Linked DNA regions of Homo sapiens: region 1 is linked to region 2. Evidence: chromatin loops called from intact Hi-C (ENCODE). Cell type or tissue: chondrocyte. All regions are shown on one strand. Each heading gives the region's core, and the rest is flanking DNA. Links, peaks and the distances in the headings are about the cores only.

Evidence for each region. Hi-C counts contacts between places; a loop is a spot of excess contacts. Peaks named below come from ENCODE experiments on the same cell type or tissue, not always from the same donor. Only the 100,000 strongest peaks of a DNase experiment are listed, where the experiment ranks them.
Region 1: it touches region 2 in a loop (4-fold over the local background); 2 of 110 quality-filtered maps call a loop at or near these places.

What each region holds. Positions count from the first base shown.
Region 1 is chr1:9,242,830-9,259,216 of GRCh38, reverse strand. H6PD (hexose-6-phosphate dehydrogenase/glucose 1-dehydrogenase) reads right to left here. Exons shown (of 5, transcript NM_004285.4): 2 at 13,656-14,292; 3 at 12,134-12,251. The coding sequence starts at 14,282. Among named protein-coding and RNA genes, the nearest start is that of H6PD, 16 kb to the right of the region's middle. RefSeq lists enhancers at 6,191-6,750, 7,013-7,935, 8,860-9,783, 9,784-10,707. In chondrocyte, for the core only: a CTCF peak has its summit at 9,003 (motif pointing right); no DNase peak of the experiment used is centred there.
Region 2 is chr1:8,909,746-8,926,132 of GRCh38, reverse strand. The region is part of intron 1 of LINC03153 (long intergenic non-protein coding RNA 3153); the gene reads left to right. Among named protein-coding and RNA genes, the nearest start is that of LINC03153, 8.9 kb to the left of the region's middle. In chondrocyte, for the core only: CTCF peaks have their summits at 7,863 and 10,765 (motif pointing left); no DNase peak of the experiment used is centred there.

The sequences.
Region 1 (16,387 bases), core at 4,157-12,156, 330 kb before region 2:
GGAGATCGAGACCATCCTAACATGGTGAAACCCCGTCTCTACTAAAAAATACAAAAAATTAGCTGGGCGTGGTGGCGGGCGCCTGTAGTCCCAGCTACTTGGGAGGCTGAGGCAGGAGAATGGCGTGAACCCAGGAGGCAGAGCTTGCAGTGAGCTGAGATCGCACCACTACACTCCAGCCTGGGCGACAGAGCGAGACTCTGCCTCAAAAACAAAAACAAACAAACAAAAAACATCAGTGTAACAACAGCAACATAACACCATCATCGTAACAGCAATGTAACACTGGCATAACAACATAACACCGATGTAACAACAGCAACATAACAACACCAGCGTAACAACAACATAACAACAGTAACACAACACCAGCATAACAACAACATAACAACACCAGAGTAACAACAGCAATGTAACAACACTGGTGTAACAACAACATAACAACACCAGCATAACAATGTAACAACACCGATGTAACAGCAGCAACATAACAACACCGGTGTAACAACAACATAACACTGGTGTAACAATGTAACACCAGCGTAACAACAACAAAACAACACCGGCATAACACTGGCACAACACCGGCATAACAGCAACATAACAACGGTGTTAACAGCAATGTTACAACACCAGCATAACAATATAACACCAGCTTAACAGCAATGTAACAACACTGGTGTAACAGCAACATAACACCAGTGTAACAACACAACACCGGCATAACAATGGTGTACAACACCGGTGTAACAACAACATAACACTGGTGTAACAACAGCATAACAACAGCAACATTAACACTGACATAACAACATAACAACACTGGGATAAGAATGACAACACCAGTGTAACAACAACATAACACTGGTGTAACAACAATGTAACAACCCTGGCGTAACAATATCGGTATAACAACGTAACAACACGGGTGTAACAACAGCAACGTAACAACACTGATGTAACAACACCAACATAACACCACCAGCGTAACAACAGCAACATAACAACACTGGCGTAACAACACCGGTGTAACAATAGCAACGTAACAACACCAGCATAACAACACCAACGCTGACAGCAGCCCCGGCCCGCGCCGCTCCTCCCCATACTCACAAAGACCCTGCACGCAGGCACCGTGATCACTCCTGCTCCGCGAGTGAGGAAGGAGGCAGGTGACCAGGCGCGGGGGCAGAAGCAGACACTGCTTAACCACGAGCTCCGCTCCACTCCCTCCTCTGAGGCTGAACCCCGGTGAGCACTGATTATCGGTGACTCGAATATACAGGACAGTCCCAGAGATCAGGGTTCCAACGCATACCACCTCGCAGGAGAGTTCCAATGCCCAAGTCTCCTCACACCCTCACCTACAGAGAGAGCCTGGCCTCAGACACGAGGAGCCATCATTTCTCAAAGGCTTCTGCACGTAGGACCCCTAACCTGGGATTTGTTTGTTCACCCAGCAAACTCCCAGTCATCCTTAAGGGCTCAGCTTCTAGGAGCTTTGGCCTACCCCTTCTGAGGGGCCCTGGCTTCTTCTAGCCCAGCTGACTGTAATTCAGGCCTGTTTCTCTTTCTTCCCCACTACGAGGGAGGCTCCATCTGAGTGGCATCTGCCCTCTGCTGCATCCCTAGCCCCTAACACAGCACTACGTTCAGACAGTGGACAGCAGAGAAAATGAAGATCCACACATTGTCACGGATAAACCTCCAAGACGTAATGTGGTGAGAAAGCAACATGATTACTTTGATAAAATAAAAATTAACTTGAAAATAGGATATAGGCCAGGCGGACTGGCTCATGCTGGTAATCCCAGCACTTTGGGAGGCCAAGGCAGGAGGATCACTTGAGCCCAGAGTCCAGGAGTTCAAGACCATCTTGGGCAACAAAGTGAGACCCTGTTTCTACAAAAAATTAAAAAAAAAAAATTAGCCAAGTGTGGTCCCAACTATTTGGGAGGCTGGGGTGGGAGGATTGCTTGAGCCCAGGAGGTCAAGGCTGCAGTGAGCTGTGAACCTGCCACTGCACCCCATCTGGACAACACCGCATGAGACCCTGTCTCAAAAAAAAAAAAGAAAGAAAAAGAAAACAGGATATAAAGTGACCAAAATAAACAGAACTTCAATAAATGAAAAATATAATTGGAAACTAGAAATTCAGTAGATGGGCCTTACAGATGAGAAACAGCTGTAAAGAGTCAGCTAGCAGAAGACAGAGCTGAGGCGATTCTCCCAAATGCTGGACACAGAGACAAAAAGATCCATGCTCGGACACATACAGGATGACTCTTGTTCAAAATTAAACAACAGGTTGTTTAGGGAACCAGGCGTGCATGGAAACAGAAAGAGAAGCGAGGGAATAATCTATCCACAATTTGGAAGTGTAAGATGAGGAAATAGGTCAGAACGTGGGGAGGGACACGCAGGAGAATCAAATTCTTTTTTAAAAACGGGTGGTAGGTGCATCCCCGTTTCTTATACCATAGTTCTGTATCTCTTCCATGCATTCTGTAAACTTTAAATTTACCTAGTATCTAGTTAACATTTAATTCCAACAGACAAAAAGCAGCAGATCCTAAGTTCAGGCCTGCTGAGCCCAGCATGCTCCCCTCCCAGCAGCCACTCTGGGTCCATGGCGCCAGTCCTGGGCACCTGCCCTGACCAGGTTGGTGGTGTGCACTCTCGGGCCAACCAGACAGCAAGCATGTCCAGGTCATGGCTGGGGGAACAACCTGCCCTGAATCCAGCCCGATATGCCATTCCCGACAGCAGCACCAGTGTTGGGGGGCAAGAAATGAAGCCGGCAGCCACTCGTAGGAAGGCACTCTGTCCCCGGCCATAACAACCAGGAGCTAGAGGGTGCAGCTCTGTCCAGGGATACTAAACCTTGAAATGAGCAGGAAGTCCAGCCCAACTGTGCCAACCAAAATGCCAAGAGTGGTCTCCACTGGGAAAACAATGGCTGAGATCCCCCAGCTCTGTAGTGTTGTGGCCTTCAAGTTCTTGTGCTATTGTTGAGAAGACATCCAGAAAAAGAGAAACTGATGCCAGCAATGTTTGTGGATCAGTCCATTTATCCTCAGAATAACAACATATAAGGAGGCCCCTCTATTTCCCCTATTTTAAAATATAAGGAACCTGAAGTTCAGAGAGGTTGGATAACTTACCCAAGGTCACACACAGCTGGTAAAGAGGTAAAAATAGCTTCAAACCCAGGCAGTTCGACCCAGAGCCTGCAATTCTTACCACCAAAACATTTCCCTTTTAATTACCCACTCTTCAACCCTACAACAGAACGGTGTGAAGTTGAGTGGCGTGGGCACCACTGGCCTTTAGAAACAGAGCACAATGAAGAAGCCGGCTGAGCTTCTGGAAGGAGGGGTCTAGGGCAAAGCTCAGAGATTCCAATGCCTACCGGGGCCAGCAAAAGCGAAAAGGATGGAGTAAGGCTGGTGTCCCTCAGAGGTACAGTTAAGTACCTCAGGTGCATTCAGGTGGTGCCTCACAGGAGTGTGGGCCCAGGGTGACCAAATCTTCCAATTCTCCTTTTCGGGAGAATGTAAAAAGACAATTCTTCCCTTCCCCTGCAATAATAGAACAGGAAAATCAGGAATATCTTGCATTTGAAAGGGACCTAAGGCCTGGCACAGTGGCTTATGCTTGTAATCCCAGCACTTTGGGAGGCTGAGGTGGGCAGATCTCCTGAGTCCAGGAGTTCAAGACCAGCCTAGGCAACATGGCAAAACCCCATCTCTACAAAAAATACAAAAATTAGCTGGGCATGGTGAAATACACCTGTGGTCCCAGCTACTTGGGAGGCTGAGGTGGGAGGATCACTTAAGCCTAGGAGGTCGAGGCTGCAGTGGGCTATGATTGCACCACTGCACTCCAGCCAGGGCGACAGATAAAGACCCTGTCTCCAAAAATAAAAAATAAAAAATAAATAAATAAATAAGAGTTATTGGCCTCAAACAGTTAAACAGAGTCATGATCCTCCAGCAACCCCACTCCTGGGTTTATACTCAAGAGAAATAAAAATGCAGGTCCACACAAAAGCTTGTACATGAATGCTCATTGCAGCATTATATATAACAGCCAAAAAGTAGAGGCAACCCAAATGTCCACTAACTGGTGACTGGATAAATTATGGTATATCTATACAATAAGATATTATTCAGCAGTAAAAAGAAATGAAGTGCTGGTACATGCTAGAACATGGGTGAACTCTGAACTCAGGATGCTAACTGATGGAAACCACACACCGTATGATCCTATATGTACAAAATATCCAGAACAGGCAACCCCGCAGAGAGAATGCATTTCTGTGGTTGCCAGGAGCTGGGGAGAGGGGGAAATTGTGGGATGACAACGAAGGGGTACAGGGCTTCCTTTGCCGTGATGAACATGTCCTAAAATTGATTGTGGTACTGACACACAACTCTGTGAATACACGAAAGCTCACTGGCCTGTCCACCTTAACTGGGTAAAGTGTAGTAGGATTTGTGAGTTACAGCTCAATAAAACTTTTTAAAAAAGGTTTTAGAACAGGGAAGCAGAAGCACGAAAGAGGTACTTCAGGAAGATGAAGCTGTCTGCGACCTCCAAGATGAACAGGATGGGACTGGTGGTAGTGAAATCAGTGAGGCAGCCTTTGCTGCCATCAAAGGAAGTAACAAAGGTAGGAGGGAACGAAGTCACAGTGAACTGCAAAGAAGTTATTATAGCAGATGAATACAAACTACTTGGTGACTGGCTGGATCCTTGAATGGTGGTACAGAGCTGTGATCTGGAGTGTGGTCTCTGGAGCCAGGCTGCTCCAGTTTATTTTATCTTATTTTATCTTATCTTATTTTGTTTTATTTTATTGGAGATGGAGTCTCCCCATTACCCAGGCTGCAGTGCAGTGGCGCGATCTTGGCTCACTGTAACCTTCGCCTCCTGGGTTCAAGCAATTCTCCTGCCTCAGCCTCCCGAGTAGCTGGGATTACAGGCACAAACTACCATGCCTGGATAATTTTTGTATTTTTAGTGGAGATGGGGTTTCACCATTTGACCAGGCTGGTCTTGAACGCCTGACCTCAAGTGATCCACCCGTCTCGGCCTCCCAAAGTGCTGGGATTACAGGTATAAGCCCCCGTGCCCAGCCTGCCCCGGTTTAAATACCGGCTCTGCCATCTTTCAGCCCTGTGATCTCCAGCAACTGACATCACCTCACATACGAACAAGCAACAATCCCCGCACCTCCCTTACAGGGCTTCTGTGGGCCTGAAGGAGTTAATATCCACACAGGGCTTGGAACAGTGGCTAGCACACAGGAAACACTGATAAAGACTGGTTGGAATTTTTCTTATGACAGATGCTGTAAGAGAAGGGCTACCAGCCTGGTCACTCAGAGAGCACTGTTCCCATTTGAAATAAAGAGGTTAGAAAACACAGTTGGTATTTCATGAGAAAAATGCAGTGATGGTTTTCATTCTAAATCTGCTGAATCTGAAGGGATGGTGCAACACCCCATGAAATGATCTAAAAGGCGGCTGGAGGTATAAACTAGGGCCTGGGGAGACAACGCACACTGGAGATAAACTGGATTTCATCAAACCTGAAATGCCATCAGTGGCGGAAGCATCGCTGTTTTATAACCCCTAAGAAAGAAAAGGGTTTCCAGTTCCACTATGTCACCCTATTAAGGATAAACCCAACTTCAGAGACGTCCAAATATGAAAAAAATGTCTTCCAATCAATGAATTACAGTGGATTTATATGTCAACAGCATACTTAAAGCTTTAAAAACAGATGAATTTTTGATGAAGGGAACACAACAGAGTCCCTAAAAGCCCTGTTATCTGCTTACTATTCATTAATGTAGCGAATCCCTAAGCGGCCCCTTTCCTATTTTTATCCTCTCTCAATTCTCAAAAAGAATGCATTCCACGGGTTTACTACCTGCTGGGTAAAAGAGAGCTTCCTTTATTCCTTAATTTCAAGCTTCAGGGGGTGCGCCTGTGTTTAACACGGCCTGTAGATTTATGGACTTTGCCTGGTTGGCTCCGTCTTTTCAGAGTTTAATGCAGTGACTGGGACTGTGGCCTGGCACCTCCCTGGGAAGAGGCCATGCAGCTGAGTGCAAGGACAGGAGGCGAGGGGCTGGCCCTCCTGCTGATGTTGATCTTTTCTAGTTACTGCCCGTTATTGTGGACTGATTTCTCCTAAAAATGATCTATATTGGCTCCTAGTGTATTTTCCCGGGTTGAAAGTTGAGGGTTGAAACCCATCAGTATATGAAAAGGATAGAGAAAAGCACAACCAGGGTGGACACTGGGAGGAAAGACCCCCTGTAAACTTGGCTCCCACCTGTGCACATCCAGAGCTCGTCCAAGGTCAGAGGATGACAAAGCAGGGGGGCCATGGCTGTGCCCGCCAGCTGTGCTGCTCAGACTCATAACAGAGAGTAACAGCTAGAAAGCACTTCTCCCCTTTGGCCCCGTCATTCTACTGCCGAAGTATATACTTAAAGGGAATATGTTTTTTAAAATGCTCATAAATGTTCTCGAATTAGATAGTAGTTGCATAACTTTGTAAATATACTAAAAACCACTTAATTTTATATTTTAAAAGCGTAAATTTTGTGGTATGTGCATTGTATCTCAATTTTAAAAAAAGCTCACAAAGTACCATCTAAGATAGAAGCCGGGGAGGTGGGGCACTCCTGTAGTCTCAGCTATTTGGGAGGTTAAAGCAAGAGAGGATCACTTGAGACCAGGCGTTCAAGACCAGCCTGGGTAACATAACAAGACTCCAAGATAATAATAATAAAATAGCAAAAAACTAGAAACAACCAAAAAGCTTAATAAAAGAGTTTATAACACATATTCTGTGGTATGAACAGAACTGAACAGAAATATAAATATTAAAAGGTATATGTTGTGCAGACTGCTAATACATAGAGATTTAAGTATGTATACAACTGTGTATGTATATGTGAGAGAGAAATATGACATAAAGAATGGACATAAAAGTATGACAGATCAATTACAGGATTTATATAATAATCCAATATAAGTCACGTGGAACTCAGACACACTGCAAGAACACTGCCGCTGCCTCTCCTTGCAAACTTGGAAGAACAACAACACTTCCATTTGTAACGTATTTCCGTGTGCATTATCTGATTTAATCCTTAGAACTACCCGAGAGAGAGAGGTGCCGGGGCTATCAGCATTGTATAGATGTGCGCTGAAGGTCACAGCCTTCAGAACCGGGACCAGAAACCCCTTCCTCGTTGCTTCCACATTGTGGGAAATCCAGGTTTTCTCAACAAAAATAGATTAAAAAAAAAAAAAAAAGACAACTAAGAGCCAGCTGCAATCCCCATCAACACCTTCTGGGATTACTAAAAATAAAAAGAGGTGAGGGCCAAGGAGAGCACAGTGTGCTTGCTGGTGCTCTCTCTGGACAGGAGATCCGGCAGCTGCCCTGGGCTCACCTTGCAGACAGCTCTGCAGAGGGGGCGGGAAGGGGAACCGGCCCTGCTGAGTGAGCTCCTGGCCCCTTCTGGCACACCAGGCTGGAAGGCGGGACAGCTGGTGTGTGCCTGGAAGGACCCTGGATGCCCTGGTCCCTCGGTGAGAGGCACTGAACGGTCACTCCAGCCCTCAGAGGTGGGCAAGCATCAGGCTCCTTTCCCCCATGTCAGGACAGGGACCCTCCCAGCAGTGATGTCCTCAGGAAGTCTCCCTCCTTCTTTCTAACAACAACAACAACAACAACAACAACAACAACAACAGCAGGCCTTCTACACAGAGGGGAAACTAGGGCAGCAAGGAGACTGGCCCTGAGTGCGTTCCAGCAGGGAGGCCAACTGCTGAGGGCCTGGCCAGCTGGGGAGGCTGTGGAGCTCAGTGGTTAGAGGCTCAGGCTCTGAGGTGCCAAGACCTCAGTTCCAATTCCAGCACTCCCGACAGAAAAGGCAGCCGGACCCAGACAGCTGAACACAGCCCATTAATCACATGGGCCCGCCTGTCTGCAGAGCCCTCCCGATGCCATGATGAGGGCCAGCCAGGGTCATCTCTGGGATGAAGGAGGCTCAGTGACTCTCCTTTTATGGCCCATGCTGCTTCGAGACCCCAGCCAGGGTACCCAGGGGGGCTGTGACTCTCAGGGGCTCACGGACTGGGACGCACAGGAGGAGCACCCCAGGTCAGGCTGAGAGGGAGCTGGGAACCAGATCGCGTCTTCCTTTCCTCCTCCCCACCCCCTCCGGCCTGTGCAGCAGCCTTGACTCTGCAGCAAACTCCTCTGGGCCAGAGGCTGCAGCAGGAAAAAAAAACAACACTCACCCAGCATGGAGGATGGAGGGGAGGGAGCCGGGGAAGCCGGCTTCCACCCACTTAGATGTGTGTGATGCGGGTGGGGGAAGACATCCAAACGACCTTGCAGCTCAGAAGTCCCTTTCCCGGGGCCTGCAGCAGCTCTGGACCGGGAATGCTCCATTTCCCAGGCCTGGCTTGCAGCCCCTCCCTTCCCAGCACTCAGGGTGCTGGCTTCGGTTACGCAGGTGCCACTCCTGCCTAGGAGTCAGCTAGGGTTGCACCACTGCAGGGGTGGAGAGCAGCTGGGATCCACCAGAACCCTTGGCAGGGCAGAGGACAGGGTAGGGAGTGAGGGAGAATGGCCTGTGGTATGTGTGGGGTGGGGAGTGGGAGAGAATGGCCTGTGGTGTGTGTGGGGTGGGGAGTGGGGGAGAATGGCCTGCGGTGTGTGTAGGGTGGGGAGTGGGGGAGAATGGCCTGCGGTGTGTGTGGGGTAGGGAGTGGGGGAGAATGGCCTGCGGTGTGTGTGGGGTGGGGAGTGGGGGAGAATGGCCTGCCGTGCACTTTGACCCCTCTGATTAGCAGTCAGACCGCGGGCTCCGAATCCTGCCTTGGAAACATTCTGCCCATGCTGAGCCCCACTGCAGCAGCACTCGCCTGCCAAGTCCACCAAGCTCCAGTAGGAGGCAGCATTTACTCCTGCCTGTTTCCCGCCCTCACCCGGGACAGCAGTGGCAGCCTAGGCCTTGCTGTGCTGGGCACAGGGCTCCTGGCCATGCTGGGGTGTGCTGCAGGTCTGCGGTGCCTGTCCCCTCTTTCCAGTCTGAACCACAGGTGGGAGGCCCCTGAAGGACTGGCTCCAAAGCAGGACTCAGAGAGGACAGCACAGAGCAGTGCTTGGGCCAGCAGGGCTGTACCAGGCCACCTTCCTGGAATGCAGAAAGAATGTGTCCCCTGGCACGCAGGCACACAAAATTGAGAGAGGCAGCAAGCAAGCTCATTCTGTTGCCAAAGCACCCTGTGTCCAAGGCCCACTTGCTGGGGGGCTGGGCTCAGCAGCAGGCTGTCCCTCCCTGCTACGAGCTATCAAGGACCTGTTTGTAAATGGCAGGTAAACAAGCCAACCAGTGAGGGCCAAACCCCAGGACAGTTGCAGTCCTGCTGGCCACCTCTGACAAGGAACGTGGACTGAACTAGCCCCACTCTGGTCTCACCGCGACAGGCTGCAAGCCTCCAGGACTAGTGGATCTCCCACTGCCTGTCCTGCGCTGAGGCTCCCTTTGCCCCTGGGCTGAAGGTACAGGGCCCAGCTGTACTAAAGGCCTTGGACTCTGGAGCTTAGGAGCGGCGGACCCTCCCCTAGAGCCCCATATGGCAGGCAAGGCTGGGCCTCCTTTAGTCCCTGCAGCTGTGACAACAGGGCTCCAGGTGCCTCTCCCTCCTGGACCTTGAGGACAGCCAGCCCAGGCTGTTGTGTTGCTGTTCAAACCCAACATCCTCAGACTGTCCCGGCAAACAGACCTGCCCAGAGCTCCACCTGTCTGTCTTTCATATCTTCCGTGTTTCTTTCTTCAAAATCCAAAAGTACCTTTGCTAGGATAATCGGGCCTGCAATCTGCCTGGTCCCTGGCTCCATGGGACCTACAAACAACCCACAAATGACACCACATACCAAGAAGGAAACAGGGTGGGAGGGCTGGAAGAACTAAGAGGCAACAGTACCAACAGGTAACTCCAGACATCATGGCTCTTCCCCAGCCCAGGGCGGAGATAGGAAGGAGTTGCCAGAAAGGGGAGAGGAGTCTCCCAGCCTCGCTGGGGATGGGGCCAAGTCCAGGTAGAGAAGGGCAAGCGCCGGCCCGCTGGCTTCAGCAGGGGCAGGACCCCCTCCAATTCTGCTCTAGGCTCTCTGCACCAGGTGCAGCTCACTTCTCTGAAGATGAAGCAGGCATAGGCCCAGCACACGTGCCTGCTGGGAGATCAGGCACAGACAGGCACGGGGGGCAACCCACGGCCAGCGCCCTGGCTGAGGACTGGGAGGGAAATTTGGAAGGGCTGGAGGACGATTCCCTGAGACCCATGAAGGCTCACTGCAGGGGGTAGGGCCTCTTTTCTGCTGTGGGTTCTGAAGTAGAGAAACCCAGTGCCTTCTCGAACCCAGCAATGTCCTTCAAGGCCTGGCTTGGGAAGTCCTGCCTGGCCTCCCGCCCACCCCCCACATTGTCCCCCCACCACGCTGCCTGCCTGCAACACCCATCACCCATTTTGTTTTCTTTTTCAGAGACGGAGGCTCACTATGCTCCCCAGGCTGGTGTCCAACTACTGAGCTCAAATGATCCTCCCGCCTCTGCCCCCGAGTAGCTGGGACTACGGGTGTACCACTGCGCCCAGCTCCATTTTGGAGTTTGTCCCACCAGCCAGTGTGATGAGATCATCACCCCCCACAGCACCCGTGAATCTGGGCAGTATTAGGGAGCCATATCTGAGAGGCTGAGTTTTGTACCTCACTGTGGCACCTCGGCCCCGCAGAGAGCTTCTGGCACTAAATACACATTCAGAGAGGAAGGGAGAAGCAGCTGAAGAGAAACCAAGGGGCGGGGGAAAGAAAAAGAGAAAATGGCCCAGAGAAAGAGCAAGGGAGAGAGAAAAAGAGGAGAAACCTCCTGGCCCATCCCTGGGTCCAGGGCTCTGGGCCCTGCCCTGTGGCGGGCACGCACTGCGGGGGCTGGGGGGGCAGTGGCCTCGGGTGCTCCCGCTGCAGCTGCAGAAAGCGGCCGCGGGGATGAGCTGGCCACTGACGCAGCGCTGGCAGCACAGCGCAGCGGCGCCAGGCCTGAGTGCTGGGGCCAGACTGTTGCCCCCAGGATCAGGCTCCACCGCCTTCTACTGTGGGGCTGTGGGCTCGCCACCATCTTCATCTGTAAGGAGGCTAGTAACAGCGCCCACCTCACCTGGCGGCTGGGGACTGGGGACACAGTAAACTTCAGCTCTTATCGTTACTGGGCAAGAGCCAGTGCTTTACATCTTCACGGTCAATGCTCCAAAACTTTGCTACCATCACAGAATGCCAGCTAAGGGACCTTAGCTGTCCTCACCGACAGGACATGCTCATCTCACAGCTGCAAGGAGTGACATGCTGAGGCCACCCAGCTGAAGGCAGCGGTGGGCATGACGCAGGGCCCCCGCCTCCCGGGTGTATACTCAGTGTGTCTGAGGTGTGTGGCAGTGCGGGAGAGGCGGTGTCCTCCTGGAGCCTACAGGCTGGCAGAAGAGACAGGGTGGACAAGGACGAGGCAAGGGTAACACTGTGCAGGGCAGGGGAGGGAGGTGTGTGGCGCCGTGAGGGTGAGGGGAGTGGGCCTGCAGGGCTCAGAAAGTCTTCCTGGAGGGCCATGGAGCTGAGAACTAACAAGCGAGAGAGGGGTCAGAAGGTGAGGGGGACGCGAGGGGGAGTGCCCCAGGCAGGGGGCGCCACGGCTGCAAGCACCACAGTCGGGGAAGCCCTCACGCAGTTCCCATGGTCTCCACGCACTCAAAAACTTGGGGGACCTCAGGGAGACTCCAGCCTCTACCGCGTGCCAGTGGTTTCCCGCCTCTGTGCCAGGCCTACTTCTCTGGACCATACGCTCCTCATGGGCAGCAATGGCTACTTGGGCTTTGCAGCCGGCACCCTGGGGTTTAGCCCGGTTCAGAGCTAGGCACACGGCAGGCTCGAAGGGAGACCACACACCCACAGAAAACCTCCCTCTGAGAAGCGCCCCATGCCTCACCGCAGACAGCGGGCAGGCAGAGGCTGGGGGACCGAGTGCGCAGGGCCACTCACACACCTTCAGCATCCACGGTCTCTTTCATGATGATCTCCACCCGCTCCACATGGTGCCGGTTCCAGAGGCCGTCCAAAGCCTTGCGGTTCTGGTCTCGGAAAGGCAGGATCTGCGCCACAGCCTGTCGGGGGGGGAAGACTGGGCGTGCTGCAGGATACTCTCACGATGAAGGAGGAACCCTGACTCCCGGGAAGGGCTCTGACCTTTCTATTCCCTGCTCAGAGCAGAAGATGCCCTCTGAGCAGTAGTTCTGGACTTCACGATCTCACAGGCCAGTAAAGGTTCCAAAAACTTGCAAGTGACCTCCAAAGGGTTACCAGATTTGTATTTTGCCAAGAAAAAAAGTTAGAATTACCTATCTTCTATTACAATCAATTTTTAATAAAATAAAGATAGGTTTAACACCAAAAATGTAGCAAAGAAAAGCTCTGAATTGAGCACATTCTGTATTTCTTCTCATCTTGCCATAAACAAGTGAAAACCTCCCCAGGACTGGCCCAGTTCTGAGGACCCCTATTTAGGAATCCTACTATGGGCAACTCCAGGCAGGGTGGGATGGAAGGCCATGTCTCTGTCCTCAACAACTGCCTATGCCCACCCGCACCACGTACCAGAACACAGGGCTGCTGCACTCTCTGCCAGGGTTCCTGGGGCAGGATGCCCCCAAGGGCCTCCAAGGCATTTTGAGTGAACTGGTCAACGGACATGTGTCACCCAGGAGGTTAACCCATGCTCCTGCCCAGGACTTAAGGTCCTACTGCTCCCTGGTTTAAGCTCTTGTTGCCAACCTTCTGGCTCAAAACAGAACTCAGGAAGAAAAACATTTTGAAAAAAGGTAGATGGGGCAGGGTGCGGTGGCTCACGCCTGTAATCCCAGCACTTTGGGAGGCCGAAGTGAGCGGATCACTTGAAGTCAGGATTTTGAGACCAGCCTGGCCAACATGGTGAAAACCCATTTCTACTAAAAATGCAAAAAATTAGCCGGGCATGGTGATGCGCGCCTGTACTCCGAGCTACTTGGGAGGCTGAGGCGGGAGAATTGCTGGAACCCAGGAGGCGGAGGTTGCAGTGAGCCGAGATCATGCCACTGCACTCCAGCCTGGTGACAGAGCAGACTCTGTCTAAAAAAAAAAAAAAGGTGGATGGGTGCAGGAGAAGAGAGCTCATTCTGATTCCCACAGCACACCCAACAGGAAGCCAGATCCAGACACCAGAGTTGCTGAGCCACCGCTACAGGGGATGCAGGGCAACCGTGAGAAGCCAGAGCCCAGACTGGGAAACAACGAGAACGGGGGCTTTGCAAAGGACAAAAGAGGCCAGACACATGGACAAGGACCCAACAGTCCTGCCCTGCTGCTGTCTTTCCTTTACCCGCTCGCCTCCTGCCCACCTTCAAGGAGACCATGGGAGCTCTGAGTTCACAATGCCTTGGGGCCTAGCTCCACAATGAGCGAGCGGCTTTGTTGCTGGGGTCTACCAGCGCCCAGCTCACCCTAGCCCTGGCAGGCTCCATGCTGATGCTCACCTGCTTGCCTAAGTAATGGTCCACCCGGTACATCTCCTCCTCCTGGAAAAAGGTCCCGAGTTCTGTGGCCAGCTGCTGGGCTGAGAAGTGGTCATGGCCAAAGGGTTTCTCAAGGACAACCCGCAGCCAGGCGCCCGGGCCTGGCCGGCAGCTACTGTTGATGTTGCGGGCAATGTCTTCATAGGCGAAGGGTGGCACTGAGAAGTAGAAGATCCTGCCAGCCTCCCGGAGGCCTGCGTGCTGGAGCTGTGCCTCGATGTCCTTGTTCAGGGCCTGATAGTCCTCGGCCGTCTTCAGTTGGCGGTACTGGCTCAGCTGCAGGAACTGATCCTTGTGCTCTGCACAGTGACTGGGTGCCATGTCCTTGGGGCAGGAGAGGGATTCCAGGGCCTTGGCCATGAGCTCTTGACCCTGCTTGGGGGCTGTCAGAGCAGCTCCATGGAAGCTAAAACTGTGACCCCTCCCCGCTTCATCCAGGTACAGCTGGAACAGTCCCTGCCATAAGTACTTCTTAGCCAGGTCCCCAGTTGCTCCCAGCAGGATTATGGAGACATGTCCCTGGAGCTCCTGGGCTTGCAGGCAGCCCAGAAGGGCCAAGCACATCGCCACTATGAGCATATTCCACATGCCTGGGTGCCTGGGGTGCAAAGAGAGACAGACGAGGAACAAGGAAGGATCAGACATGGTTCAGGTGGCTACGATGTGGAAACAAACACTTCCTGCCTGGCAAGAAACCACCACGTGTTTCTTAAGAAAATGTTATAAGCCCACAGCTTGTCCCTCCCTCCTGACAGCTTGGCTTCTGTTCCAGGAAGTCAGTGGGTAGGGAGCCTGCCCTGTAGACAGGGACTCTGCCTGGGAAAGTTAGAGACCACTTGCTAGAGATGAACCACTTTGCTGCCAGGAGCATAGGAAAGCGGCAAAGGCCACCAGGGAGGGCCGCAGGCCTGGGAGTGGAGCTGTCCATTTTATGACCAAGGCCAGTCTCTTCTAGGAGCACAGGTCACCCGGACAAGCAGGGCAGCCCCAGCCTAGGTATAGTGGCAGGTCCTCAGGCGACAGTTGGAACAGTGAGAGGGCAGGACCACCTCCTCTCACTTGCCTCTTCTCCATGTCCACTGGGCTCCAACTACCAAGTGATGACTAATAACTGCTACAGCATAGTGACAGAAAACATGGACTCCAGACTAACTGCCTGAGTTTGAATCCCAGCTCAACCCCTTAGTAAGTGCACAATTATTTAACCTGGCTGTACCTCAGTTTTCTCACCTGAAATGGGGGTAATAGCGGTACCTACAGCACAGAGTTGTTATAAGGATAAAAGGAGTTCATGCTTATAATGAGCTGAGGCCTGTACCTATCACCTATTAAGCACCGAGTGGTAGGTGTCATCCTGGAAGAGTGATACCAGCAAATGATTAGTGCTGGCACTAAGTACTTATGTGTATTAGAGCTCAATGAATCCAGACAAGAATCCTGAAAGAACCACATGGGGTTCTGTGACAGTCCTCCCATTCTGCAAATGGAAAAGCTGAGGCTCAGGTCAATGAAGGTCCCAGGGTAAGAAAGCAGGGGAGCTGGGACTGACTGTGCAGCCACTGCATGACATGCCCAATGACCTCTCCAGCACCGCTATAGAGGGGACCAAATCTGCCTCTTGACCCTGACGTCAGACCCCCCCTCCCACCGCCCCCGCCTCTTCCTCATCTCTCTCAAAATTCATGTCCAAGAGGGTCCTAGTGAGTGACCAACCCAAGGTGAGGACCAACAACAGTGTCTGGGCCAGTGGCTACAACCTCTCCCAGGTAAGCAAACCACCTGGGCTAGTGTTCAGCCTAAACTGAGGCACTCACATGCATGAGAAGTAGAGGCCTAAGGTGGGTCACAAACACACCAAGTATTTGTTTGTTCTGCCCTTCTGTTCTAACCAAGGTTGTAGGGCTTCCTGCACTGAATTCTTCCTCCACAGCTCTCTGGCTCTCTAGCTTCCAACCAAGGCCAGTGTTGGAGGGAAAGGAAGAAGGAAGTGAGGGGGAAAGTCATCACGGCCGGCATGCCCATGGGAACTAGTCAGAAATCCACGGTGGAAATGGGGCTCAGCCTGCAGGTGGGAGCAGTGACGAAGGAACTGAATGGCTGATTTAGCGCCTATTATATGTCAGGCATTTACCAGGTAAAGGATTAACAAAATCTTTAACAACTTTAGGAAGCCATAATCTGGTAATACAAATGGAGAAGTTGAGGTTTAAAGAGATAACTTACAAAAGTCCCCACAGAACCAGCCCAATGACCTCTCCACCATCCCTATACAGAGGGCACCAATCTGCCTCTTGACCCTGACGTCAGACCCCCTCCTCCCACCACCCCCTCTGCCTCTTCCTCATCTCTCTCAAGATCCATCTCCAAGAGGGTCCTAGTGAGGGACCAACCCAAGGTGAGGACCCAACCACAGTGTCTGAGCCAGTGTCTACAGGACACACGACGCGTCCATCACTGGAGCTTTAACTAGAGGATCAGGGCCACACGGGTGGCTCCCCAGCCTTCCTCTCCCACTCTCCCTGTATCTGCCCTCACCCCTAAATACACACACGGACCACAGGACCATTCTGCTTTTTCCTCCTGCTTTCCAGTCCCTGTCCTTGGCCCTTCAAGCGTTTTTTCCTCAACCGGCAATCGCTCGTCTGGAGAGAAGGAGAAGCTGCAAGGTCAGTGCAGGAGAGAGGCAGCAAGAA
Region 2 (16,387 bases), core at 4,646-12,645:
TGTCGAGGGTTATGGGGCCTTGAATGGTAGGGTGAGGGAGCTTGGAGCAGTTGTAGTTGGCAGTACATGTGGAGAGGAGTTTGGTAGCTCTGTTAGCTAAGGTGGTAGGATAGTTTCCGGCGAGGGTGAGGGCTTTGTCTATAAAGGCAGAGACCCTCATTGTAGTAGTGAAGCTCTCTCAGTGAGGGAATACTGGGGTTGGACTGCAGGGGCAATGAGGAGGAGAGAAGCAGGGGCAGAAGAAAGGGAGGCTTCTTTTGCTGCTTCATCAGCCTTTCTGTTCCCTCTTGAAATGTTATCTGATCCTGTTTGGGGTCCTTGACAGTGTATAACTCCTGCTTGAGTTGGCAGGTGTACAGCCTGAAGGAGTTGGTAAATAAGGGGGCCGTTAGTGATGGGGTTCCCTTTGGCAGTAAGGAATCCCCTCTCTTGCCAGATGGTGGTGTGGGAATGAAGGATGTGATAGACATATTTGGAGTCTGTATAAATGTTGACTCATTTGCCTTTGGAAAGGGTTAGGGCTCTGGTGAAAGCTGTAAGTTCTGCTTTTTGGGAGGAGGTTCCTGGAGGTAGGGGCTTGGCTTCAATTACTCAGTCAAGAGAAACAACTGCGTATCCAGCAATTTTGGGGGAGCCAGTGGTCCCAGAAGAGGAGCCATCTATGAATAGCTGGTCATCAGGGTTGGTGAGAGTCTCAGAGGAAATGTTTGGGAAATGTGGCTGCAGGTGGTCTAGGATTTCAGTGCAAGAATGAGTAGGAGGGGAAGAGGATACAGGGAGTAAGGTATTCCCAGGAAGGATGCTGGGTTGAGGGTAGCACTCTTGGCAAGGCTGAATTCAGGATTTTTGATAAAGAGAGCATGGAGTGATTGAATCCGGGAAGGAGGAAGGGAGCTTAATGCTCGGGAGGTGAGGAGATCTTGTAGATTATGAGGATTGTGGATGGTGGTGTTTTGTCCGAATGTTAGTTTCCTGCTTTCTAGAGCTAGAATGGCTGCTGCTGCTAAAGCCCTAAGACAAGCAGGCCACCCTTTGATTGTGTTATCGAGTTGTTTAGAGAGGTAGGCTACAGGGGCAAAGGAAGGAGGATTTCTCTTCTGTTGCCCTAGTACACTGAGGGCTGTTCCTTGGTTCTCGGCAGTACAGACAGTGAAAGGTTGGGTGATATCAGGTAAGGACAGAGCCGGTGCAGTGAGAAGAGTGGTTTGGAGTTTGTGGAAATTGGGGAGTATGTTATATGAGGGGTTTAGGAGTTCATTGAGGGGGACTTTGGCTGCTTCATAGAGGGGGTGAGCCGGAAGGGCAAAGTTGGGAATCTGTATTCTAAAAAAGCCTGCCAGCCCTAGAAAGGAAAGGATTTCATCTTTGGAGGAAGGCGGGGGCAGATTGTTTATGAGTGCTGCTCAGGCTGGGTCATAGCCTGGGCCCCAGGAGAAAGTTGAACTCCTGAGCAAGTCACTTTGGGGATGGAGAGCTGAGCCCTGGAAGGGGAAACTCTATGCCCTTTGGCAGCGAGAAAGTTTAAAAGAGTGACTGTGTGAGTTTGAGAGTCTTTTAGAGAAGGGCTGCAAAGGAGAAGGTCATCCACATACTGAAGGAGACGGCTAGGAGAGAGGTCTAAGGAGGTGAGGTCCTGGGTGAAAGTTTGTCCGAAGAAATGAGGGCTATCCCTGAAGCCTTGAGGGAGGACAGTCCATGTGAGTTGTTGTGACTGGAGGATGTCAGGGTCAGTCCAGGTGAAAGCAAAGAGGTCTTGGGAATCCAGGTATAAAGGAATGGTGAAGAAGGCATCCTTGGCTGGGTGTAGTGGCTCACACCTGTAATCCCAGCACTTTGGGAGGCCGAGTCGTGTGGATCATGAGGTCAGGAGTTCAAGACCAGCCTGGCCAGGATGGTGAAAACCCATCTCTACTAAAAATACAAAATTTAGCCAGATGCTGTGGTGGGCACCTGTAGTCCCAGCTACTCAGGAGGCTGAAGCAGGAGAATCACTTGAACCCAGGAGGCAGAGGTTGCAGTGAACTGAGATCACACCACTGTACTCCAGCCTGGCGAAAGAGCAAGGCATCCTTTGGGTCAATAGCAGTGTAATGGGTTGTGTCAGAGGGATGAGAAAGAGAAGCGTATATGGGTTGGGGTCTATGGGATGAATAGGGAGGACAGCTTGATTGACGGCTCAGAGTTCCTGGACAAGTCAGTATGAGCCATCTGATTTTTTAACGGAGAATGGGGGTGTTATATGGGGAACGTGTTGGTCTAAGAAGACCACATGCATGGAGCTTGTTTATGATGGTCTGTAGGCCTCTTTGGTGAGTCAGAGAAATAGGGTACTGGGGGACATTGGGAAATTTGGAAGGGTCTTTGAGCCAAATTTTGATGGGGTCATGGTGAGTGGCTAAGGAAGGGGTGGTGGTGTCATACATAATTGGATCAACAAGGGAGGCGGGAAGTGGGTACTGGGGAGAGGGGTCAGGGGCTGAAGTAGCGCGAGAAGCAGGAGAGACTCCGGTGGAGGGAGACTGGAGGAAGTGATAGACGCTTTGAATTTGACTAAAAGATCTCGTCCTAAAATAGGGATTGGGCAGCAAGGCATGATAAGGAAAGAGTGTGAGAAGACAGTTTCAAACAGGGAACAGGTGAGAGGCCTGGTGACACGTGGACGAGAAATAAGTCCATCAACCCCTACAACTGAGACCTGGAAGGGATGAGTGGGTCCTGAAAATTCAGGCAAAGCCAAGTAGGTGGCCCTGGTATCAATTAAAAAAGAGATTGGCTTACCTGCCACTAGTAGAGTTACCCTGGGCTCTGATGCAGTGATGGCAGATGGGGCCGGGGGCCCTGGGCCTTGTCAATCTTTAGTGGCCAGGCCAAGGAGCTGCAAGAGTGCAAGCGGCTCTTCGCCCTTTGTGTTGCTGAAGAGGTGGAGGTCTGGAGGGACAGGTTTGTCTGACTGTTGAGGGGACAATCAGATTTCCAGTGACCTATCTGTTGACAAACCGGGCAAGGGCTCTTTGGTACTCGTGAATTAGGACATGCCCCCGCCCAGTGGCCTTCCTTGCTGCACTTGAAACAAGGCCTGCGAGGGATGCTGCTATCAGATCTTTTGTGCCCTTCGGTACTATGCCTAGGCTGACAGATAGCCGCTGCTAGAAGCTGGTATTTAGCACAATCTCTTTGGGCTTTATTTAATTTATTTTGCTCAACCCTGTTATAAAGACTTTGAAAGCCAGGTTAAGGAGGTCTTGCTGTGGGGTTTGAGGGCTATCCTCGACCTTTTTAAGTTTGCGCCAAATGTCTGGGGCTGATTGGGAAATAAAATGAGTATTGAGGACAATAGTCATTTTACAGGAGGTAGGATCAACACAGGTATATTTTTGGGGAACCTCTGTAAGGTGGGAAAGAAACTCAGCAGGGTTTTCATCTGCTCTTTGGGAAATTTCTTTGAGTTTTTTTAAAGTTTACAGCTTTGTGAGCAGCTTTGTTAAGGCCTACAATGAGGCAAGTAACCATATGGTTTCAGGACGCTCGGCTGGGGTCTGTGGGTTGCTATTCCCAGGAAGGCTCTTCCTGGGGGACTGCTGCAGCCCCTACTGGCTTAGTAGGATCTTCCTGATGGAGGTCATTGGCATGTGCCTGGGCCGAGAGCCACACTCTTTCCTTCTCTTCCAGAAAGAGGGTAGAGAAGAGAATAATATAGAGATCATGCTAAGTAAGTTTATAAGACTGGCTGAGATATTTAAATTCTTTGATGTAAGTATTGGGATCAGAGGAGAAGGACCCAAGATGCTTTTTGATTTGGGAAAGATCAGTAAGAGAGAAACGAACATGGACATGGACAATTCCTTCAGCTCTTGCGACCTCTCGGAGCGGGAGTAAGGAAGGGCATCCCGGGTCCGGGAGCAGGTAAGAAGTGGAGACAGGGAGGACTTACAGTCTGAAGCCAGGTGGTTTGAGAGAGGAGGAGAAGGGGACAGAGCTGGAGCAGGGGCATACGGTGGAGGGTCGGGGTGATGGGGAGGAGGATTAGGGCGCGGTTGGGGAATGGAAAAGTCAGCAGGGTCAAAAGAAGAGGAGTCGTCGGTTGGAGCTGATGGGAGGGAAGCAGAAGACGAGTCAGGCTTGGAGCAGGCAGGGAGGATTTGGAAGGTTGAACAGGACTGGCAAAGAGAAGGATGGCAACAGAGGGTGAAAAAATCCTGGACATGAGGAATCTCAGACCAGTTTCCATTGCGATGGCAAAAGTTATCTAAGTCCCTGAGTACACTGAAATCGAAAGTGCCGTTTTCGGGCCATTGGGAACCACTGTCTAATTTATATTGAGGCTATGTAGTGTTACAGTAAAAGATAAGCCTCTTAGGACGGACCTCTGAACAGAGGCAGAGAGCATTGAGATTGCGCAGGAGACACCTGAAGGGGGTAATCTTGGAAAGGGTAGACTGAGAGGCTCCCATGGTGAAGGGAAGGAGAGGGTAGAGGAAGAAGAGACTGCCGATGACAAGAACGGCAGGAGAAGGCATCCCCTGTCCTGCCGATCGTGCCAGGAGAAGGGAGGTAACCCCCGAATCAGGCATCCCCGAGATGGAGGAACTAAAGGCCTGGAGGCTGGAGGAAGCCCTTGACCCAGCGCTGGGTCTTTCGGGCAAGAAAGAGTCGGTCAAGGATTCCAGGTAAATGGTAAGGGTCTCTCTTACTGACCCCTGTGGAGGCCCTGATGGTGGATGCAGTCGCCAGCAATGGTAGAGTCTAGGAGATTCTTCGGGTCTTTGGCAGGTTTGGGAAGGGGAGGACAGCTGGGAGAAGGGGTGATGGCGATGGGGAGTAGACAGAGAGAGAGAGAGAGGGAGAGTCCCTTAAGGATGTCCAGCCAGAGCCTATCCCCTTCCCGGGTTTCGGCACTAAAATGTAAGGGTTGCCGAGAGATAAGACAAGTAGACCCAAAGTCAGGCCAGCAAGTTTGTTAACCTGCCGGGCTGTTCCTTTATAGTCAGAGGAGGCAGCCCCGAGCTAGCAAAGCAGGGGATTGATATAGGGGGTGAGGCTTGGGGATTTTCCAGGTGGGACTATATCCTGGGTCTGTTTGCCTGGGTCTGTTTTGGAATTTTGCAAAAACAATCACTGGAATAGAACAAAGAAGACGGGTAATGGGGGCAGTCTGAGGAGGAAGTTATAGTGGTTTAGCAGCCTCACAGAGGAGTTACAAGAGCTGTTTGTGAGGCTTATGGGGGAAGGGAGGGGTAACTTGGTCTCTACCACTGACCTCAGGTGATTGGCCCACCTTGGCCTCCCAAAGTACTGGGATTACAGGCGTGAGCCACCACGCCCAGCCTGTTTTTTGTTTTTTGAGACAGAGTCTCACTCTGTCACCCAGGCTGGAGAACAGTGGCATGATCTCAGCTCACTGCAACCTCCCCCTCCCAGGTTCAAGTGATTCTCCTGCTTTAGCCTCCCAAGCAGATGGGATTACAGGGGCATGCCATGATGCCCAGCTAAATTTTTGTATTTTTAGTAGAGATGAGGTTTTGCCATGTTGGCCAGGCTGGTCTCAAACTCCTGGCCTCAAGTGATCTGCCCGCCTTAGCCTCCAAAAGTGCTAGGATTACAGACGTGAGCCACCCTGCATGGCCAGATTTCAACACTTTGACCTTCATGAACATAGATAGGCTTTTAAGAACAATTAAGCTGGGCCCAGTGGCACACACCTATAGTCCCAGCTATTTGGGAGGCTGAGGCAGGAGCATTCCTTGAACCCAGGAGTTCAAATACAGCCTGGGCAACTTAGCGAGACCCCATCTCTAAAATAAAACACATTAAAACCTTATAACTTGTAGACAGACCCTGTTGGTATAAATGACCCTGGTGTCCTTGGATGTGTTAGATTTAACCTATCAAGAGCCCCGGTTTACTTCCAACTTAATTTGTTGACCTTCATTCTTAACTTAAAAAAAAAAAAAAAGTTGACAGGGCACTGTGGCTCACACCTGTAATCCCAGCACTTTGGGAGGCCAAGGCAGGCAGATCACTTGAGGCCAGGAGTTCGAGACCAGCCTGGCCAACATGGCAAAACCTCATCTCTACTAAAAATACAAAAATTAGCTGGGCATGGTGGCATATGCCTGTAATCCCAGCTACTCAGGAGGCTGAGGCACAAGAATCACTTGAACCCTGAAGGCAGAGGTTGCAGTGAATCAAGATTGCACCACTGTACCCCAGCCTGGGCGATAGAACAAGACTCCATCTCAAAAAAACATTATATAAAAAAACGTTGCCGGGCACGGTGGCTCACACCTGTAATCCCAGCACTTTGGGAGGCTGAGGTGGGTAGATCATTTGAGGTCAGGAGTTCGAGACCAGCCTGGCCAACATGGTGAAACCCCGTCTCCACTAAAAATACAAAAATTAACTGGGCATGGTGGCAGACACCTGTAATCCCAGCTACTCAGGAGCTTGAGGCAGGAGAATCACTTGAACCTGGGAGGCGGAGGTTGCAGAGAGCCGAGATCATGCCGCTGAACTCCAGCCTGGACAACAGAGCAAGACTCCGACCCCCACCACCCCAAAAAAAATGTTAACAATATTCCTATAATGGACGATTTTCCACAGCCAAGAAGAATAAATAAAGGTACTGGTTTGCACATTCAGGCCTCTCTGAGCTACCCCAGCTGAGAGAAGAAATCAAGAGTACTTTTATCAATGAGGAAATGCTGATGCCAAAACTTGGTAGAGCTGAAAATTCATAATCATACTGCTCTGAAGTGAGATCAACTCTGTTCAGGGCAATTGACAAGGAAGTTGCTCTCTAGTAAAATTAAAAGACCAGTCATTGGGATATAAATAGTGACAATAAGCAACCACTTGCTTGCTTGCTTTTTTAATTTTATTTATTTATTTTTTTTTTTTTGAGGAGTTTCGCTCTTGATGCCCAGGCTGGAGTGCAGTGGCACAATTTCGGCTCACTGCAACCTTCACCTCCCGTGTTCAAACAATTCTCTGGTCTCAGCCTCCTGAGTAGCTGGGATTACAAGCACGTGCCACCATGCCTGGCTAATTTTGTATTTTTAGTAGAGATGGGGTTTCACCATGTTGGTCAGGCTGGTCCAAACTCCTGACCTCAGGTGATCCACCCGCCTCGGCCTCCCAAAGTGCTGGGATTACAGGCGTGAGCCACCATGTCCGGCCCACTTTCTTTATTTTAACTTTCTAGGTGAGCAAGCCCTGTACTGTCTGAGGCCAAAGGGTTCAAGGTTGCTCATTTTTCTTTCAGAACTGTTTTTTTTTTTTAAAGACAGGGTCTTGCTATGTTGCCGAGACTGGAGAGCAGTGGCTATTCACAAGTGCTATCCCAGCACGCTGCAGCCTGAAACTCAGTAGCTGAAACAACAGGCAGGAACCACCTTGCCCACCTCTTAGTTACAATTCTTGAGAGGTGTCCCTAAGAATACTTTATTTTAGATTTTTTTTTTCTGGCTTTGGTAGAGACAGAGTCTTGCTATATTGCCCAGGCTAGTCTTGAACTCCTGACCTCAAGCAATCCTCCTGCCTCAGCCTACCAAAGTGTTGAGATTACAGTAGTGAGCCACTGCTCCCAGCCTTACTTTAGATTTTTATATTCCTCCCGTAACAGCTGCTCCACTGAAATATTCTGGAAAACGCAAAGAAGCAGCCAGTGCTGTGTTTTTGTTTATCTTCAACTGTCTACATTTTCTCTGCTTCTCAATGTCTTGCTTGCAAAAACAAAGCAACTTTTGAAGGGTTTATTACTTGCTGCCGCATCCCCTGCAGTCAGGAGAACCACCACCATATTGAAGGCAGTCCTGTAAATATGCAGTTTTTCCAGCTGAAGCATTTATTGTACGCTCATGACACCCAGTGGTCAGAAAAATACTGTGCAGAATTTTTGTTATGTTTTTGTTTTTGTATTTGAGGCAGAGTCTCGCTCTGTCACCCAGGCTGGAGTGCAGTGGCACAATCTTGGCTGACTGCAACCTCTGCCTCCCAGGTTCAAGCCATCTTCCAGCCTCAGCCTCCCGAGTAGCTGGGATTACAGGTGCACACCACCATGCCCGGCTAATTTTTGTATTTTTAGTAGAGACAGGGTTTCACCATGTTGGTCAGGCTGGTCTCAAACTCCTGACCTCAGGAGTTTGATCCACCCACCTTGGCCTCTCAAAGTGCTGGAATTACAGGCATGAGCCATCGTGCCTGGCTAATGTTTGTATTTTTAGTAGAGATGGGGTTTCACCATGTTGGTCAGGCTGGTCTTGAATTCCTGAGCTCAAGTGATCTGCCCACCTCAGCCTCCCAACGTGCTGGGATTACAGGCGTGAGCCACCGCGCCTGGCCCTGTTTTTTTTGTTTTTGCTTCATACAAGATCCACGGTGTGACCGCAAACAGCTGGTTCTGCGGAGGGCTGAGGGATGGAAAGATATGGAAGCCACGAGGAAAGAGGAATGAGCCTGGTGTCTCCCTGATGCATTGCCAAGGAGACTCAGGGCTGGACCAAGAAACCTACCGGATGGTCAGGAAGCTGCCCAGAAACGGCTGTTTGGATATTGAGGCAATCCCATTTTCCAGACCATCAAATACTTGTTTACAGAGAACTTGATTTGTTTACAAACTCATATTGGGGTAAAATTAAAGTAATATAATACAACATTAACCTCTTTTTTTTCCTATTTTATAGAGACAGGGTCTTGCTATGTTGCCCAGGCTGATCTTGAACTACTGGGCTCAAACAATCCTCCCGTCTCGGCCTCCTAAAGTGCTGTGATTACAGGCACGAGCAACTTTTTTTATATATTTTTTTCTTGAGACAGAGTCTCAGTCTGTCGCCAGGCTGGAGTGCAGTGGTGTGATCTCGGCTCACTGCAACCTCCAACTCCCTGTTTCAAGCAATTCTCCTGCCTTGGCCTCCCGAGTAGCTGGGATTACAGGCACGAGCCACCACACCCAGCTAATTTTTGTGTTTTTAGTACAGATAGGGTTTCACCATGTTGGCCAGGATAATCTCAAACTCCTGACCTCGTGATCTGCCCGCCTCGGCCTCCCAAAGCGCTGGGATTACAAGCGTGAGCCACCGCGCCCGGACTTTTTTTTTTTTTTTTTTTTTTTTTTTTTTTTTGATACATAGTCTCCTTCTGTAACCCAGGCTGGAGTGCAGTGGCGCAATCTCAGCTCACCACAGCCTCCACCACCCAGGTTCAAGTGATTCTCCTGCCTCACCCTCCCAAGTTGCTGGGACTACAGGCGCGTGCCACCATGCCCGGCTAATTTTTGTATTTTTAGTAGAGACAGGGTTTCATCCTGTGCGCCAGGCTGGTTCGAACTCCTGGGCTCAAGTGATCCTCCTGCCTCAGCCTCCCAACATGCTGAGATTACAGGTTTGAGCCACTGTGCTGGACACATTAACTTTTTTTTTTTTTTTTGAGACAGAGTTTCGCTCTTGTCCAAGCTGGAGTGCAATGGCAAGATCTCGGGTCACTGCGACCTCTGCCTCCTGGGTTCAAGTGATTCTCCTGTCTCAGCCTCCTGAGTAGCTGGGATTACAGGCACCCGCCACCACACTTGGCTAATTTTTTTCTATTTTTAGTAGAGACGGAGTGTCACCATGTTGGCCAGGCTGGTCTCGAACTCCTGACCTCAGGTGATCCACTCACCTCAGCCACCCAAAATGCTGGGATTACAGGCGTGAGCCACCGCACCTCACCACATTAACGTTTTTAAAAAGTACACTTCAGTGGCATTTAGTACCTTCACAGATGCTGCGTACCAGCCCCTCTATCTTGTTCCAAAACATTTTCATCACCCCGAAAGAAAACCCCGTACCCATTAGCGGTCATTCCTCATTCCCCCCTCCCCATCCCTTGACAACCACTGATCTGCTTTCTGTCTTGATAAATTCACCTATTCTGAATATTTCGTATAAAGGGGATCATTCATATATTTCACATAAGCGGAATCATGATCTTTATGTCTGGCTTTTAACACTTAAGGTCATGTTTCTGAGGTTCATCTACGTTGTATCACACATCAGTAGTTAATTTGTTTTCACGGCTGGATGATATTCTGTTGTATACGTATATACCACATTTTGTTTCTCCATTCATCTGTTGATGGAATTTTGAGTAATTTCCACTTTTTGGCTATTGAGAATAGTGCTGCGATGAACATTTGTGTGCAAGTATTTGTTTGACTATCTGTTTTCAGTTCTTCGGGGTGCGTACCTAGGAATGTAATTGCTGGGCCACAGGATAAGTCTGTTTAACTTTTTGAAGAACTGGTGATAGATTTTTAGACCCCTTGAAATTAATAGAGAATTGTATTTAGACTAGCACCACATTTTCCCAAATGAACAGTTGATTTTTTTTTCCCTTGAGCAATTTTCTTTATTATGTATATCTGACTTGTTAGCTCGGTCTCGAAGTACCCATGGGAATGAATGCAGATGGACAGGATAAAAGAACCCATTCAGGGGAAAGTTAATTTGCCTAAAGATTCCCTGTTGCTATCTGTTTAGCTTGAGTGACAGCTCAGCAAACAGAAATCTTTGCTCCAAATCTTTGTTATGATCTCTGTCATAACATTTTGTTTGAAAATCGCCTCCAGACCTAAAATGAATTTGAGCAGCCAATGTGAATTAATTAAGCTGAAAAGAACTCTCAAAACAATGATTTCTCTGATGTGTTTTTATCCAAACCTTCCAGGTCACTAATTTGTCCTGTTTTCTTTAAAAGGAGAAAATAATGAAGGGGTGTATTTGGTGCCCTCTACAGTAAAATATCTTTGATATCAGTGGAGAAGGAGCTGCTTGGCATAAATGAATGTTCTTGAAAACTCGAGATGACCCCTTTAAACTCACATTATAAATCTGTTAACCCTTTTTGGATGAAAAGTTTTCTAAAACCAAGTGCTCAATTTCCTGGCTTGTTTGGTTCAGATGTTACCCACTGTGTTGACAACAACCATTTTTGCTTGATTGTTTTGATACAGTCTCGCTCTGTCGCCCAGGCTGGAGTGCAGTGGCATGATCTGGGCTCACTGCAACATCCGCCTCCTGGGTTCAAGCAATTCTCAACCTCAGCCTCCCGAGTAGCTGAGACTATAGGCACACGCCATCATGCCTGGCTAATTTTTTGTATTTTTAGTAGAAATAGGGTTTCGCCATGTGGGCTGGTCTCTCGAACTGCTGACTTCAAGTGATCTGCCAGCCTCGGCCTCTCAAAGTCCTAGGATTATAGGTGTGAGCCACCGCACCCGGCCAATTTCCTGCCTTCTTAAACAGAAGATGCTGTGTATGATGAACATTATTTGTTGGACTAACTTTGAGCTCAGTGGTCTTCTCAAGAGCTCAGAGCTTGAAAAGCGTGCCTGTAATTTACTTCAAAAACCCTCAGCACCAACTGTACGTGTCACTTAGCTTCAGCCTGCTTTCTAGGGGCAGTCAGCGCTGCGGAATTGGGAGCGCGAAATTCCAGGGGTGATTAGAACCTACATTTGAAAGACTCAACAAAAGCCACTCTAGCTCTATCTCCAATCCACACCAGATGGTTTGTTAATTAGCACAATGAGAGCTAAGAATGATTTTTCATTGATAAAATGAGTAGTGTTCAAGGCCATTGAACCAGCACCGATTACTCTCTGTGGTCTAGATGCCCCTGCCTTTGTATGAGCAAATCCAGTGAGCCCTGGATGTCATTTTAATTTTCAAATAGCCATACTTTCGAAAAGCAAAAAGAGCTGGGCGCAGTGGCTCACGCCTGTAATCCCAGCACTTTGGGAGGCCGAGGTGGGTGGATCAGCTGAGGTCAAGAGTTCGAGACCAGCCTGACCAACATGGTGAAACCCCATCTCTATTAAAAATACAAAAATTAGCCCGGCGTGGTGGCACGCACCTGCAATCCCAGCTACTCGGGAGGCTGAGGCAGGAGAATCACTTGAACCCGGGCGGCGGAGGTTGCAGTGAGCCGAGATCACACCACTGCACTCCAGCCTGGGCGACTGAGTGAGACTCCGTCTCAAAAAAAAGAAAAAATAAAATTAAAAGTGAAAAGAAACAGAGATGCAAAGGCCCAGACCTCATGTCTCAATTTGGGACCAGAGCTTCATTGCAGAAACGGCCTCAGTTCCAGCAACACTGGGTTCTCCCTCTGCCAGGTCCTGCCTTCCTCACTACCTGGGGGAGTCTTTTCCGAGAAAGACACCCCCAGGCACCCTCTGTAGAGTGTTTCACGGGACACCAGGACTCAGCTCAGTTTAGGAAGTTCTCCCTCTATGGGGTGAGCCTCTGCAGTGTGCAACACCATCTCCCTACCACGTAGGTAACGCGCAGGAGAGGAGCATGCTCGGAGGGAAACCAGAAGGGTTATTTCTCAGGTGGAAACCAGTCTCACTCCACGTGTTTGCCAAAGCCAGAATGGGGCTCTGCAGTCCTGACGCTTTGGTCTTTAGAAGGTAGACAATATGAGCTCACTAAGAAAACAAACCAGGGAGTAAGTTATCTGCACTTTTTAGCAAACACGCACACGGTCAGGTGCAATGAATGGCTCACTGCTCTTGGCCAACCTGTTAAATTCCAGGATTTGGGGAGGCTGATGGGAGGATTGCTTGAGGCCAAGAGTTTGAGGCTGCCATGAGCCATGATTATGCCACTGCACTACAGCCCGGGCAACAGAGCAAGACCCTGACTCAAATTTTAAAAACTTTTTAAAGAAAAGAAAACACACCCACACCCACCCACCCCCGCACAAACACACACACACACACACAGCAATCAGTAAGAATAACACTGGGATGGCCGGGCGCATTGGCTCACACCTGTAATCCCAGCACTTTGGAAGGCCGAGGATGGCGGATCACTTGAGACCAGGAGGTTGAGACCAGCCTGGCCAAAATGGTGAAATCCCATCTAATTTTTGTCACCCCATTTAATCTTTGTAAACATACAAAAATTAGCCAGGTGTGGTAGCACACACCTGTAGTCCCAGCTACTCGGGAGGCTGAGGTAGGAGAATCGCTGGAACCTGGGAGACGAAGGTTGTGGTGAGCCGAGATCGCGCTCCTGCACTTCAGCCTGGGCGAAAGAGCGATACTCAGTCTCAAAAAAAAAAAAAAGAAGAAGAAGAAAAAAGAAGAACACTGGGATGATTTCTGAGGAGTTTCCCATGTAGTAAAATGTAGTTTTAAAATACTCAGTGAGAATAGCAAGAATCTTCTAGAGACCTTAATCACCCTGGGTCTTTGGGCCACTTTCTTTTTTTTTTTTTTTTTTTCAGAGTAAAGTGAATGCAAGTTTATTAGAGGAGAAACAAAAGCTACTCCATAGAGCAGCCCCAAGGGCTACTGGTTGGTTATTTTTTTTTTTTTTTAATTGATCATTCTTGGGTGTTTCTCACAGAGGGGGATTTGGCAGGGTCATAGGACAATAGTGGAGGGAAGGTCAGCAGATAAACAAGTGAACAAAGGTCTCTGGTTTTCCTAGGCAGAGGACCCTGCGGCCTTCCGCAGTGTTTGTGTCCCTGGGTACTTGAGATTAGGGAGTGGTGATGACTCTCAACGAGCACGCTGCCTTCAAGCATCTGTTTAACAAAGCACATCTTGCACCGCCCTTAATCCATTTAACTCTGAGTGGACACAGCACATGTTTCAGAGAGCACAGGGTTGGGGGTAAGGTCACAGATCAACAGGATCCCAAGGCCGAAGAATTTTTCTTAGTACAGAACAAAATGAAAAGTTTCCCATGTCTACTTCTTTCTACACAGACACGGCAACCATCCAATTTCTCAGTCTTTTCCCCACCTTTCCCCCCTTTCTATTCCACAAAACCGCCATTGTCATCATGGCCCGTTCTCAATGAGCTGTTGGGTACACCTCCCAGACGGGGTGGCGGCCGGGCAGAGGGGCTCCTCACTTCCCAGTAGGGGCGGCCGGGCAGAGGCGCCCCTCACCTCCCGGACGGGGCGGCTGTCGGCCACTTTCAATCAGCCCAACCTCAGAGATGACAACAACAAAGTTGGCCAACCAGTGGACCAGGGTCCCCTGGGGGTCACCCCTGACACAGTCTCCCATCCACTGCAGTCCCCTGAGTTGGCACTGCCTGCCTCCCAGATGGTGGACTCACTCAAGACACCCGAGCTCATATAAAACCTACCCAAGGGGCCCTCCAGGGCAGGCAAAGACATTACTGCACAGTTTGGGGAGGTTTTTGTTGTTTTTTTGTTGTTGTTGTTGTTGCTTTTTTTACTGCCCAGTCTTTAGAGACCCCTCCCTGGGAGACTGAGATGGTTAATTAATCAAAACAACGCTATTCACAAGTTTTGAACTTCCTGTTCGGCCACTGTCCAGTTGATTCCTGCACACTCGATTCACCTCTCAGAGTCCTTCGGGTTGAATTATGTAAGCCTTTTTCTAAATAATCAAAGGAACTTGTGGAAGCATGCCCTGGCCAGCCCTTAGCACCCCACTGGGGAAGGCAATGTAAAAAGAGACTGAAGAGAGTGGAGTGCTTGTATTTACCTCTGGAGCCCTTGGGCCACTCTGACTAACAAAAGAACTCCTCCCAAAACAAACCCTTCCCCTTAAAAAAGGGAAAGAAGAGTGGATCCTCCCAGCCCCTCTAGGGGGTCTACCTAGATTGTGGTTCTTAGGCGGAGGAGGGAGGAACTGCCCCAGGGAACACAGGATGTCACTGCCTCTTGCCTGGCCATCCTTTAATGTATCTGATCTGAGTCCTAGCTACAGGCAAACAGGTGTGGGCTCCGGAAATTGTACACTACAAGGAATACATGCCTTTTGTTAAAAACAAAGCAAAATGAAATGAAATAAAATGAAGGAATAAATAAAATATCCAAGCAATGTGTAGAGAAGCAAAAGCAAATCCCTCCATTTCCTGTCTTCCCTCCAGCTCCCTCTGCAGAGGGAGCCGCTGTTGACCTGTTAACCACGTGGTCATGCCCTTCTGCAGACTCCAGATGCACAGTCACGCACACACGCAGGTGGACTATTACACACATGGTTCAGAGGTTTGATTTTTTCACTTTCTGTATTATGGACACTTTTCCACGATGTACATACACTGTAGATCAACCTCATTGGTTTTTTGTTTTGTTTTGAGACAGGGTCTGGCTCTGTCGTCCAGGCTGTAGTGCAGTGGTGTGATCTCAGCTCACTGCAACCTCTGCCTCCTGGGCTCAAGTGATCCTCCCACCTCAGCCTCCAGAGTAGCTGGGACTACAAGCATGCCACCAAGCCCACCCAGCTAGGTTCTGTATTTTTTGTAGAGATGGGATTTTGCTGTGTTGCCCAGGTTGGTCTCGATCTCCTGAGTGAAAGTGATCCCCGCGGCACCCCACCCCCCTCCATCCCCCACCACACTTGGCCAACCTCATTGTTTTAATTGTTGAAACACATTCAGTATTTTGTATGTACCGGAGTAGAGTATTGATGAGGAAATCGCCCATTTCCTTCCTTGCACGTCTGTGCTCAATGGTGGCACATTCTCTCCTCAGTCTCAGCCAGCTCTGCTGCTTTAAATATCACCCCCCAGATGTCTGTCTCCAGCCTGACCTCTCCTCCCACCTCCAAGACTTGTAATCCCAACCAACTTCTCTGCCTCCCCCTGGAGGTCTAGCAGGCATCTCCAACCTGCCACCTTCCTCATTCTCCAGCTCCATTCCCCTCCTTGTCTTCCCCATCTCAGCAAATGCTATCACCAGTAGCTCATACCAGCTCATACCAGTCATCCCACCCATCAGTAAGCCTGTTGGCTCTCCCTCCAAACACATGTCCTGAATCCAACCATTGCTTCCCACTTCACCTGCTGCAACTCTAGTCCAAGCAGGATCTTTCTCCTGAAAGATCACCACCAGGTTCTTGTGTTCACTCCTATTTTCTACAGTCCAGGGAAAGCATTCTAAAGGTGAATCCAGGCCAGGCGTGGTGGTGCATGCCTGTAATCCCAGCTACACAGGAAGGTGAAGCAGGAGACTCGCTTGAACCCAGCAGGCAGAGGTTGAAGTGAGCAAAGATCGAGCCACTGTACTCCAGCCTGGGGAACAGACAGAGCGAGACTCCGTCTCAAAAAAAAAAAAAGATGAATCCATTGCCCTTCCCTTCTTAAAACCATGCAATGGTTTCCCATTAGAACCAGAACAGAATTCAAACCCCTTACCATGGCCCACAAGGTCCTATAGGATCCAATCCCCGCCCACCTCTCCTCTCCAGATGGTTGTATAAAACTGTGGCTAGCTCTGCAGATTTCTGACCATTGACCGTAGTATACTCCTGGTCGTGTGGCGGTGAATGTGGTTTGGTTTAGGCGTCCGGGGATTGCATCTGTTTTTAGGCCTAATGTAGGGACAGTTCATGAGTGTAAGACGTCTTGTGATGTGATTA